Linked DNA regions of Mus musculus: regions 2 and 3 are each linked to region 1. The links are chromatin loops, found by intact Hi-C in ENCODE. Cell type or tissue: left cerebral cortex. All regions are shown on one strand. Links, peaks and the distances in the headings refer to the core of each region. The heading gives the core; the rest is flanking DNA.

What was found. A loop is a pair of places that touch in the nucleus more often than their neighbours do. Peaks named below come from ENCODE experiments on the same cell type or tissue, not always from the same donor. Only the 100,000 strongest peaks of a DNase experiment are listed, where the experiment ranks them.
Region 2: it touches region 1 in a loop (3.0-fold over the local background); 15 of 42 quality-filtered maps call a loop at or near these places.
Region 3: a loop joins it to region 1, with 2.6 times the contacts of the local background. A loop is called at or near these places in 15 of 42 quality-filtered maps.

What each region holds. Positions count from the first base shown.
Region 1 is chr11:80,474,849-80,478,146 of GRCm38, forward strand. Cdk5r1 (cyclin-dependent kinase 5, regulatory subunit 1 (p35)) reads left to right here and starts at 2,175. Exons shown (of 1, transcript NM_009871.3): 1 at 2,175-3,298. The coding sequence starts at 2,661. In left cerebral cortex, for the core only: a CTCF peak has its summit at 1,978; DNase peaks (open chromatin) are centred at 1,989 and 2,659; H3K4me3 peaks cover 1,431 bases; H3K27ac peaks cover 1,308 bases.
Region 2 is chr11:80,561,151-80,564,448 of GRCm38, forward strand. The region is part of intron 20 of Myo1d (myosin ID); the gene reads right to left. Among named protein-coding and RNA genes, the nearest start is that of Gm31109, 54 kb to the left of the region's middle. In left cerebral cortex, for the core only: a CTCF peak has its summit at 1,537 (motif pointing left); DNase peaks (open chromatin) are centred at 1,550 and 1,767.
Region 3 is chr11:80,548,330-80,551,627 of GRCm38, forward strand. The region is part of intron 21 of Myo1d (myosin ID); the gene reads right to left. Among named protein-coding and RNA genes, the nearest start is that of Gm31109, 41 kb to the left of the region's middle. In left cerebral cortex, for the core only: no CTCF peak of the experiment used is centred there; DNase peaks (open chromatin) are centred at 1,729 and 2,134; H3K27ac peaks cover 1,886 bases.

The sequences.
Region 1 (3,298 bases), core at 519-3,018:
TGAGGTGAGAAGACCCATGCCTTTAATCCAGGTTTTGCGGTGGGCCTTTAATCTGCGTTCTTTAACCTGGGCGACACCTTCTGTTGGAAGGAAGCCTATGTAAGCACATGAAAGAAGTGAGCTTTTGCTCTTTGCCAGGCTCTTAGGCTTTCTGCCCAAAAACTAGCCACTGTTGGGAGTTCCGCTGCCCTGACTGCTTCCGTGAAGCAAGCGTACCAGGCGTGGCCTAGGTGAGTAGGGTTCCTGACAACCTCTCACCTCAGCATGTAGTATGGTAGTGCCATCCTGCTTCTGTTCTGCAAACACGAGGAGGCTGGGGTAGTTGGCAGAGGTTTTCGAAGGTAATGGGGTAGGGTTGGCCAGACAGAAGACAAGAGAGAACACGCATGTGGCCGTGCTGGAGAAGGCCCGTGACCTCTAGGATTGAATTGTAAAAGCTGGAATTCAGTTGCAGGCAACAGCAGGCCCGGGTCTTTCTAATGGGTGGATCTCTGCCTTTGGAGGGCTGTGTATAATTAGGGAAGTAGAACACATTTAACTTTTGCTTAATCCTGGAATTTGAAGGGGACCATAAGCATGAAGTCAGCTCAGAGGCTGGTTTTTAGCGGTTGCCTTTCCAGGTAGAAGAAACATTGGGGGAGCTGGTCTGAAAGGCCTTAGGAAGATGGCTTACAGCCTACTATGATGAAAAGGAAGAGACCCAGGGCCGCCCTACTGAAGAGCAGCTAGGGGGTTGAGTCTGACCCTTGAGGCTCGGTCTCAGTGTCAGTGTTGAGAGCGCTCTTGGAGAGGGTTTTCGTTGGAGCTGGTATGGTGGCTCATGCCTGAATCCTAACTGAACATTGAAGCAGGAGGATGGCAAGGTGCTGGCGGCCTGTGTCTCAAGGAAAGGTTCCAAGTCATGGATTAATTTTGAGCAGAGTTGTTAGAAAGCCAGTGTGACACTGGCCTTCATTCCCCGTCCCCCAATGTAATTATTTACTCTCCCCCTTCCCGGTTTGAGTTGAAGTCTCCATCCTCACCACAGCACGTCCTACTACTGGCTCTGGACCATACTCCAGAGCTGTGAGCTAACACTTCATTATTTCGTTTATAGGTTACCCAGTGTCAGGTGCTGTGTTCTAGTAATAGCAGGTACCACTCTGTTCTATGAGAAACATTGTTAGGAAGGGGCCACAGCGAAGCTAGCCATCCTGTGTGCTTGGTAAGGTCCTGGAAAAACTTTTTTTGGGGGGTGGGGTGGGGTGGTAACAGGGCAGGGCACTTACCTCTCTGGTCACCCTGGTCCCTAACCTGGAAGTACTTAAGCCTAATGACCTCAACAAGATTCTTGTTTTGGGTGTTTTCAGGAATTCTCTCAGGTTCGGAGTTGGGAGTCTGAGTTAAGATACAGGTTGGCTTATTTGACAATTTGGGTCTCCAGAACCAGTCCAGAATGAATGACTTGTAATTCGGCAGTGGCCTTTGTGAAGGACATGGAGGCTGATTGTGAACTATGTGTCGGTAGTCAGAACCAGATTTTCTTGCAATTTTACTGTCATCAAGTTTTAAAATGGGCAAATAAGAAACTGGCCTAAAGGCGCAGCAGCTTCAATTTTGACAGCCTCCGTGATAGGATCTCTAGGCCGCCCTCATCCTTCTGGCCTGGCTTTCCTAGAGTCTTAATGGGTGCCGGGCTTTTACGCTGATGCTGATTGCGGCTCTTCCTTTCTCCAGCGCCCGGGCCAGCTCTCCGCACCGCCCGCAGCCTCTGCCAAGGGGGCCGCGGCGGGAACAAAGGCAGCACGTGTCTGGGCGGGGCCCGCCCTCCGCCCCGCCCGCCCCCTCGCCCTCCCGCCCGCCCTCCCGCCTGGAGAGCTCCGCTGCGCGGCGCCGGAGCTCACGAGGCCGGGCTCCGCGCGCGGCGCAGGCACCTTCCAGGTGGAGACCCGGCTTCGCGCGTTCCCGCCGCCCGCGCCGTGTCCCGTAATGGGCGCGCCCACTAGAGGCGCCACCGTGCGCCGCTCGCGCTGAGGGACGCGAGTGGCGGCGACCTGGCGGCGAGACCGAGCGGGCGTGTGGACCGCGCGCGCGATCCGGAGAGGCGGCTTGCAAGGCGCGCGCCGGGGCGGGGCGGGGCGGGGCCGGCGGGCTCGCGGCGGAGACGCAGGCGGGGGCCGGGCGGGGGCGGGGCCGCGGCGTCTGCAGAACCTTGGACAGAAGCAGGGAGCCGCCGCCGCGCCGAGTCGAGCACCCGGGCCGCGGCGCGCATTGCGGAGGGCCTGGGACGCAGCGGCTGCGCCTGCCGCGGGAGCCTGCCTGACTGCGGGTAAGCCTGCGCGGACCGGGGCCGTGTGCGCGGCCTGGTTGGATTCCTGCTGCGGAGGCCACTGCGGCTCTTTGACCGGTGCCGCAGTGGAAGCACAGGCTGGGGCTCGACGGGGCCGCAGCCCGGGGGTTCGGGCCTCGGAAGTGCGAGCGGAGGGGCGCGGCGTGGAGCCCCGCCCGGGGCTGAGAACCATCTTGTTTTCCACGCAGATCCGCAGGACTAAACGCGTCGTGTCCCGGGAGCGCCTCCTTTCTCTCTGCGGCCGCTACAGGCTCGGTAAGCCTTTACCCCCCTCCAGCCGGCAGGCTGGGCGCGCGGGGGTGCCGGCCCCTGCCGGGCGCGCAGTGGCACCATGGGCACGGTGCTGTCCCTATCCCCCAGCTATCGGAAGGCCACACTGTTTGAGGATGGCGCGGCCACCGTGGGCCACTACACGGCCGTGCAGAACAGCAAGAACGCCAAGGACAAGAACCTGAAGCGGCACTCCATCATCTCGGTGCTGCCTTGGAAGAGGATCGTGGCGGTGTCAGCGAAGAAGAAGAACTCCAAGAAGGCGCAGCCCAACAGCAGCTACCAGAGCAACATCGCGCATCTCAACAATGAGAACCTGAAGAAGTCGCTGTCCTGTGCCAACCTGTCCACATTCGCCCAGCCCCCGCCGGCTCAGCCGCCCGCACCCCCAGCCAGCCAGCTTTCTGGCTCCCAGACTGGGGTCTCCTCTTCTGTCAAGAAGGCCCCGCACCCTGCCATCACCTCTGCAGGGACACCCAAACGGGTCATCGTCCAGGCGTCCACTAGTGAGCTGCTGCGCTGCCTGGGTGAGTTTCTCTGCCGCCGGTGCTACCGCCTGAAGCACTTGTCCCCAACGGACCCCGTGCTCTGGCTGCGCAGCGTGGACCGCTCCCTGCTTCTGCAGGGCTGGCAGGACCAGGGTTTCATCACACCGGCCAATGTGGTCTTCCTCTACATGCTCTGCAGGGATGTCATCTC
Region 2 (3,298 bases), core at 556-3,055, 86 kb after region 1:
TGCTCCACTACACAAGGAAAGATGAGGTCCCTCTTTCTGGAGGCAGACAAACTGTTCTGGGTGGCTGCATGGTGAGTAGGAGGGCTGTGGGTTGAGAGGGATCTGTCTGTGAAGTCCACTTCAGCCATGACATCTCAGATGCCCATTCAATTCCTGGGGCTCAACCTCCTCTGGACTTTGTGGCCAGTGGCATGGAATTCTTCTGCATTCTTCTGCCTCAGAGCCTTCCAAATGCTGGGATTACAGGTGCTATCAGGACTGGATGATAATTCTTATATGACTTAGAATGCTCTATTACACAGAGAAATGTGGAAGCCATCCTGATTATTTTACTTAATTCTGATAGCAAGATTTGATGTTTCATCTTCTCTCTCTCTTATGGGCTTCTATGAGTGCCCCCCATGCCCGGCAATCTGATGTGAATATCATGAGTACAAATGGAAAAATCCAAAATAATCAACAAGTTGAATTCACAACTGAAAGGACAGCTTGTGTTAGGAAAACATTAGTAAAGCTCAGTTGATTAGGAGGCCACATCTTCCTGCTCTCTGCATGATTTATGCTTGGCTTACTAGAGGGGCAATCCTTGAGGTCAGCCTGGATGGCTTTCAATTCTTTAAGGCAAGCATACAATTCTGATATGCATTATTTTTATTTTATAATACCTCATGTATACAAATGACAGCCCCTTCTACAGCAAGTGGCAGGGGCTCACTTGTATTTATTACTGGCTCATCATTTTTATTGGTCTAGCTTTTCTTAACTACTTGGTAATCTTTGGCAATAAAGTGCTGTAGAGAGAGGAGAAAACACATTTTGCCCCCTTGGAATTAAAGAACGAAAGGCCTCAGATCTGGATGACCATGGAGAACTCTACCTGGATCTTTTAATATAACCAAACCAAAAAGATTGTGTGTGTAAAAGATTGTGTGTGTGTGTGTGTGTGTATCCACGACACATACACATAGGTGCCTTTGGGGTTCAGAAGAGAATCTCTTGGAGCTGGGGTTACAGGTAGGTGCAAAGTACTTTATGGGGGTGCTGGGAACAGAAATTGGGTCCTCTGGAAGAGCAGTATGCATTCTTAGCCTCTGAGCCATCCCTCTAGTCAGTAATGTGATTTTTTGAGACAGAGTTTCTCTGTATAGCCCTGGCTGTCCTGGAACTCACTTTGTAGACCAGGCTGCTCTCGAACTCAGAAATCTGCCTGCCTCTGCCTCCCGAGTGCTGGGATTAAAGGCGTGTGCCACCATGCCCGGCTCAGTAATATGATTTTTAATTGATATCTATATCTTACTTATTTTTTATAAATAACAGGTAAAAGAAGTAATGAACTGAAAATTAGAAATATAACCCCACTCTTATACAACTTGAATTAACAGTTCAGCAGGATTTTTAAAAATTGAGGTGTAGGGGATGAAGAGGTGGCTTATCAGGTGAGAGCTCTGGCTGCTCTTCTAAAGGACCACGACAGCTCAGAACTCTCTGTGACTCCAGTCCCAGAGCATCCAATGCCTTCTTCTGGCCTCCGAAGGTACTGCATGCATATGGTGCATAGACTTACATGCAGGCAAAGGCCCATACTCATTAAAAAAAAAAAAAAAAAGAGATTAGGCATCTAACTGCTGGTAGGAATGTAAATGTATTGCTATCATAGAAATCAACACGGAGATTCCCCAAAAAACAAAAGACAGCTACTAAATAATTCAGCAACAGCACTCCAGGCATACAGCTGAAGGAGGGAAACATAACAGAGCGCTGCACACTCATGTCCACAGCAGCCAAGCTGAGAAGCCAGCCCAGATTCCTATCAACAGATGGATGGGTTAAAAGGTGGCATATGTACTCAGTGGAATTTTGCTTAGCAGAAAGAAAAAAAGGATGTTATGTCTCTTTGTGAAACATGATCAGGCCTGGAGATGATTATGTTAAGTAAGGCAGACTAAAAAAGACAAAGGTTGCACGTTTCCTCCTCTATATAGAACCATAGATTTCTCCCATATGTGGAATCTAGATATATATGATATGAAAATTGCAGGGGACTAGTCAGGAAACAAGGGGAGTAGTGGGAGGGAGAGGGGAAGACGGAGAGGAGAGTGGCGAGTGAATATTCTCAAAGCACACGATACATACGTCTGAAATGCCAGAAAAAGCATATTTTGTACGTTTGGTATGTTCTAAAGCTGAAGTACAAGTTACAGTATAATTTGCATGTGTGTTGTATGTAACATTTATTAACATTCACAGATCCCCAAGCATACAGATGGGCAATGCTGACACTAACACTGAGACAGGAGACACACCTGCGCACCAGAGTGCTCTCCTGGCTGCTCTTTTCCGTTTTTTCAGTTTTAGCTCCAGATCTGCATAAAACTGTATTTTGGGGGACTTTGGGGATTTCAGTATCTTGAGAGTAGGTGGGTGGGCGTGAAATAGTCTCACTCTGCCATGCAGCCAAACTCGAACCTGCAGCAGTCCTCCTCCAGTGCACAGAGCACTGGATTACAGATGCTCTATTACAGATGCTCTAGCTGCTGTGCCCAGCTGTAAAAACTCTATGGGCCACAGAGACGATTACTGTTGAACTCAGGGGTCCACTGTAGTAACAGTAAACTATTTGCCCTATCCTTGATTTACATGGGCATATACTACCAGACTAAGAATTAAAAAAAAATTATTGATCTTCAGAGAGCCTGGTAGACCCTGTCTCAAAATAAAACCACAAACAAACAAATAAATGCAAGCCTGGGAATGTAGTTTGGTGGGAGAGTGCTTGCTTAGCATATGTAAGGCCATGTGTCCAATCTTTAGTACAGAAAAATAAGCACATGCATGGGAAAGCTAATTTAATACATTTATATTAATTGTTTGAGAATTTATAAAACATATTTTAATCATCTTTACCCTCACTTCTCTTCTGATTGCTCTACTCTTCGCTGCTTCAGCTCCTCTTTCTTTTTGTAAAAGTTATCCACTGAGTCCAATTTGTGCTGACCATATACTCGTAGGTGTGGGGCCATCCACTGCACAGCATCAACCTACCAGGCGACACACCCTTAAGACTGTCTCTCCTTCCCCTAGGAGCTGTCAGAATCTGTAAATCACTCTTCAGTTAGGGTGGGGGTTCACAGTGCTCCTCCCTCCGGGCTAGAATGCTGACCACAGCTGTGTAAGTTCCGGAGTACAGCAGTCCTCTCTCATCTAGGAGACGCGGCTTTGCTCGGGTCCTCCTTGACCTCTGGGTCTTACAGTCTTTCTGCTTCCTCTTCTATAGTGTTCCCAGCCCTGGCAGGGGGTG
Region 3 (3,298 bases), core at 556-3,055, 74 kb after region 1:
AAGATGGAGGTTGTGACAGGCTTTGAATTTCTCATCATAGTTGTCCCTCTGCCAACGAATGCCAGGAGCAGATACACTTCCTGAGGTGTTTGACTGCTAAACACAAATGACAGCTTGGTTGGGCATATAATTTTTGAGTCCTAACTTTTACCTCTCAAAAGACTGAAGATGTTGCTCCAGGGGGTTGAGATATTTACTGCTGCTGGAAAAGCAATCTTATTTTTTGTCCCCCATAAGGGAATTGTCCACATTTCTAATTGTGTACACTGACACACAGATACACACACACACACATACACACACACACACACACACACACACACACACACAGAGAGAGAGAGAGAGAGAGAGAGAGAGACAGAGAGAGACAGAGAGAGACAGAGAGAATCCTTAAATTCAAAGCCATTATGGTAACACACAGACATTCACTAGCTCTCCACATAAAATACTTGGAGTATAGAGAAGTTTTCTTCTTTTTTTTTTTTTTTTTCTGAGACAGGGTTTCTCTGTGTAGCCCTGGCTGTCCTGGAACTCACTTTGTAGACCAGGTTGGCCTCGAACTCAGAAATCCACCTGCCTCTGCCTCCCAAGTGCCGGGATTAAAGGCGTGCGCCACCACGCCCAGCGAGAAGTTTTCTTCTTAAAGCTTTAAATGAACATGTTTTACAGAGTATAAAACACCATCCTGTAAGATGCATCTTCTTTCATATAATTGCCTGTTGTAGCTATGGCAACCTATCAATTATAAGTCCCATCTAAATTTCAGAGAGGTTAAAATTAAATACATATAGGTAGATCTTTGAGAATCCACAATCACTTTTGTTCCACAGCGTCCTTTTCAAGCACAGCTGCCATTTGAATGTGAGACCTTTGTTCTCGGTCCTCTCTGACGTTTTCTAAATCATTGTTCTTGGGACTGGAGAGACGCTCAGAGGTTAGAAACTGGAGAGACGCTCAGAGGTTAGAAACTGGAGAGACGCTCAGAGGTTAGAAACTGGAGAAACGCTCAGAGGTTAGAAACTGGAGAGACGCTCAGAGGTTAGAAACACCTGCTACTTTTGCAGGGACTCAAGGTCTGTTCCTAACGCTCATGTCAGGAGGTACAGATCGCCTATAACTCCAGCTCCAGGGGCATCTGGTCTCTTCTGGTACTTGCAACGCATGTGTAAATGTTCCCTCTCACCCCACATACCATATAATTAAAAACCATAAATCATCACTCTCATCTATATACTGCCTTATCATTATTTTTCAAATCTATTTTCTGTGACATCGACTGCTGTTTTCACTCTTTAACACTGACCTAACAGCTTTAAAATCTTTGGCTTGATTTGGCTACCTGAACATTTTTAGCTGTTTCTCAGTCAGTGCTTTCATTCATCTCCATATGTCCTATACTTCTTGAAGCAGAGAGCTTCTATAATATGAATTTCCTGTTACAATTCTTTCAGAAATAGGCTTTTCTTATAGCTCTTATGTATATCTTTCCTGTTGTTCGTATCTGTCCTTATAGGCCCCATAGCAAAGAAGACATCTTTCAGCCCTGGGGTCCTCACATGAAAGGGGGCATGTGGAGGCTTCTGGGTTCCCCTTCCAGTCCACCTGTTTGTAGTTAGAATCCCCAGCTCAGCTTTTAAGCTGGGAGCCGGCTCATGTGCACAGCCGCCAGTGTGGTTTCAAAGTCTTTTACTTATTAAGGAACTGCTGATGTGAGCAGGACTCTCTGCATCCTGCCTCCTCGACAGCTCACTGACAAGGAGAGTCTGAAATTATGTCTAGTTGTTTAGTTGTTAAGGAAGAGTGAAGGAGAAGCTGCAGCCCTCAGCACATCACATACCCGCGGCTCTTCCAGCGCATAAACTTTTTAGTTGCTGACTTTATATCTTGAAATACCTAATCACTTGGTCTCTGAATACATTGCATTACTTAGAGCTATACTATGAACAGTGCAGGGAAGGAGGTGCTCATAAGGGCAGGGCGCTGTAAAGGGATTCTTCCCGTCTTTCACATTTTCTGGTAGGCAAGGTACAAATGTCTGTGAGGAAGGGCCAGAGGCACCCTAGTGCCAGCTGGCTCTCATTCATGGCAGCTAACTGCTTAACAGCTTTCAACTAGTATTACAGAGACCCTTCCGTGTGCCCGGCACTGCTTACCACATGAGGACTGCTGTGAAGAGCGGAAACAAAGCCTCTGTCCCGTGGACTCGTATGCCAGCCAGAGTACTGCAGTAAGCACACACAGGAGAGGCTTGTCGGGTCGGATGCAGATGGAAGCCTGGCTCCCTGTAGGGCAGCGGGGGAAGGCCTACAAGGTGACAGGACCACAAGGGAAGGCCATCTCTGCCACCAGGTCAGTGTTTGAGTAGAATTTCCAATCTATACACTGAGGAAAGTGTCTCTCCTTCCCTGTTTCCATATGCATCTCTACTGGCAGCAAAGCAATGTGACCCATGACTACTCACTTTTAAACTGTACTACTTCACTAATTCTAAATAGCCCAAGATGACCATGGTGACAGGTTCCTGCAGTCCAAACACTCAAGAGGGTGACACAGGACAAAGACAGTAAATTGGAGGCCAATTTGGGCTATATGGCAAGACCCTGGAGGTGGGAGGAAGTACTCATATATTCCACTGAGATGGGTCAAAATTAATGAAAAAGCTAGGCATAGTACACATGCCTTGAATCCCAGCACTTGGGAGGCAGCTTGAGGCTAGCTTGGTTTACATAATGAGTTCCATGGCAGAGGTATATAGTGAGACCCTTTCTTGAAAAAACAAAGAAAGAACAAATCCTCTATGGCTGGCAATCTGGTTAGTCTCAACTGTGTTAATTTTGCTTGTAGATTTTTAGTTGGAATATAAATTACATTGCTGAGTATCCAGCTATTTGGGGGAAGTAGTCTAGAAATGCCTGCCACGGATCACGAAAACGTTTCCCAAGGAGCGGGGAGGTACAGGGAATATCTGGAAGGGGTTGGGCGAGGATGGGGTGGGGGAGGGATGACGTGAGGTGGCTGGGATGTGACATTCTTCTGTTTCTCCCGCCATGGTCAGGAGGTGCTTCTCTCCGTGCCACTCTCCTTGTCCTACCTGGGAAGTGACAGTCTACCTAACAGTTTGATGGAGAGTTAAAGGAAAGGCAGAGAGAGAGAGACAGAGACAGAGAGAGAGAGAGACAGAGAGAGACAGAGACAGAGAGAGACAGAGAGACAGAGAGAGAGAGAGACACACACACACAGACTGAGACAGACAGACAGACAGACAATCAGACAGGGAGCGAGCATGCTCCATCTGAGA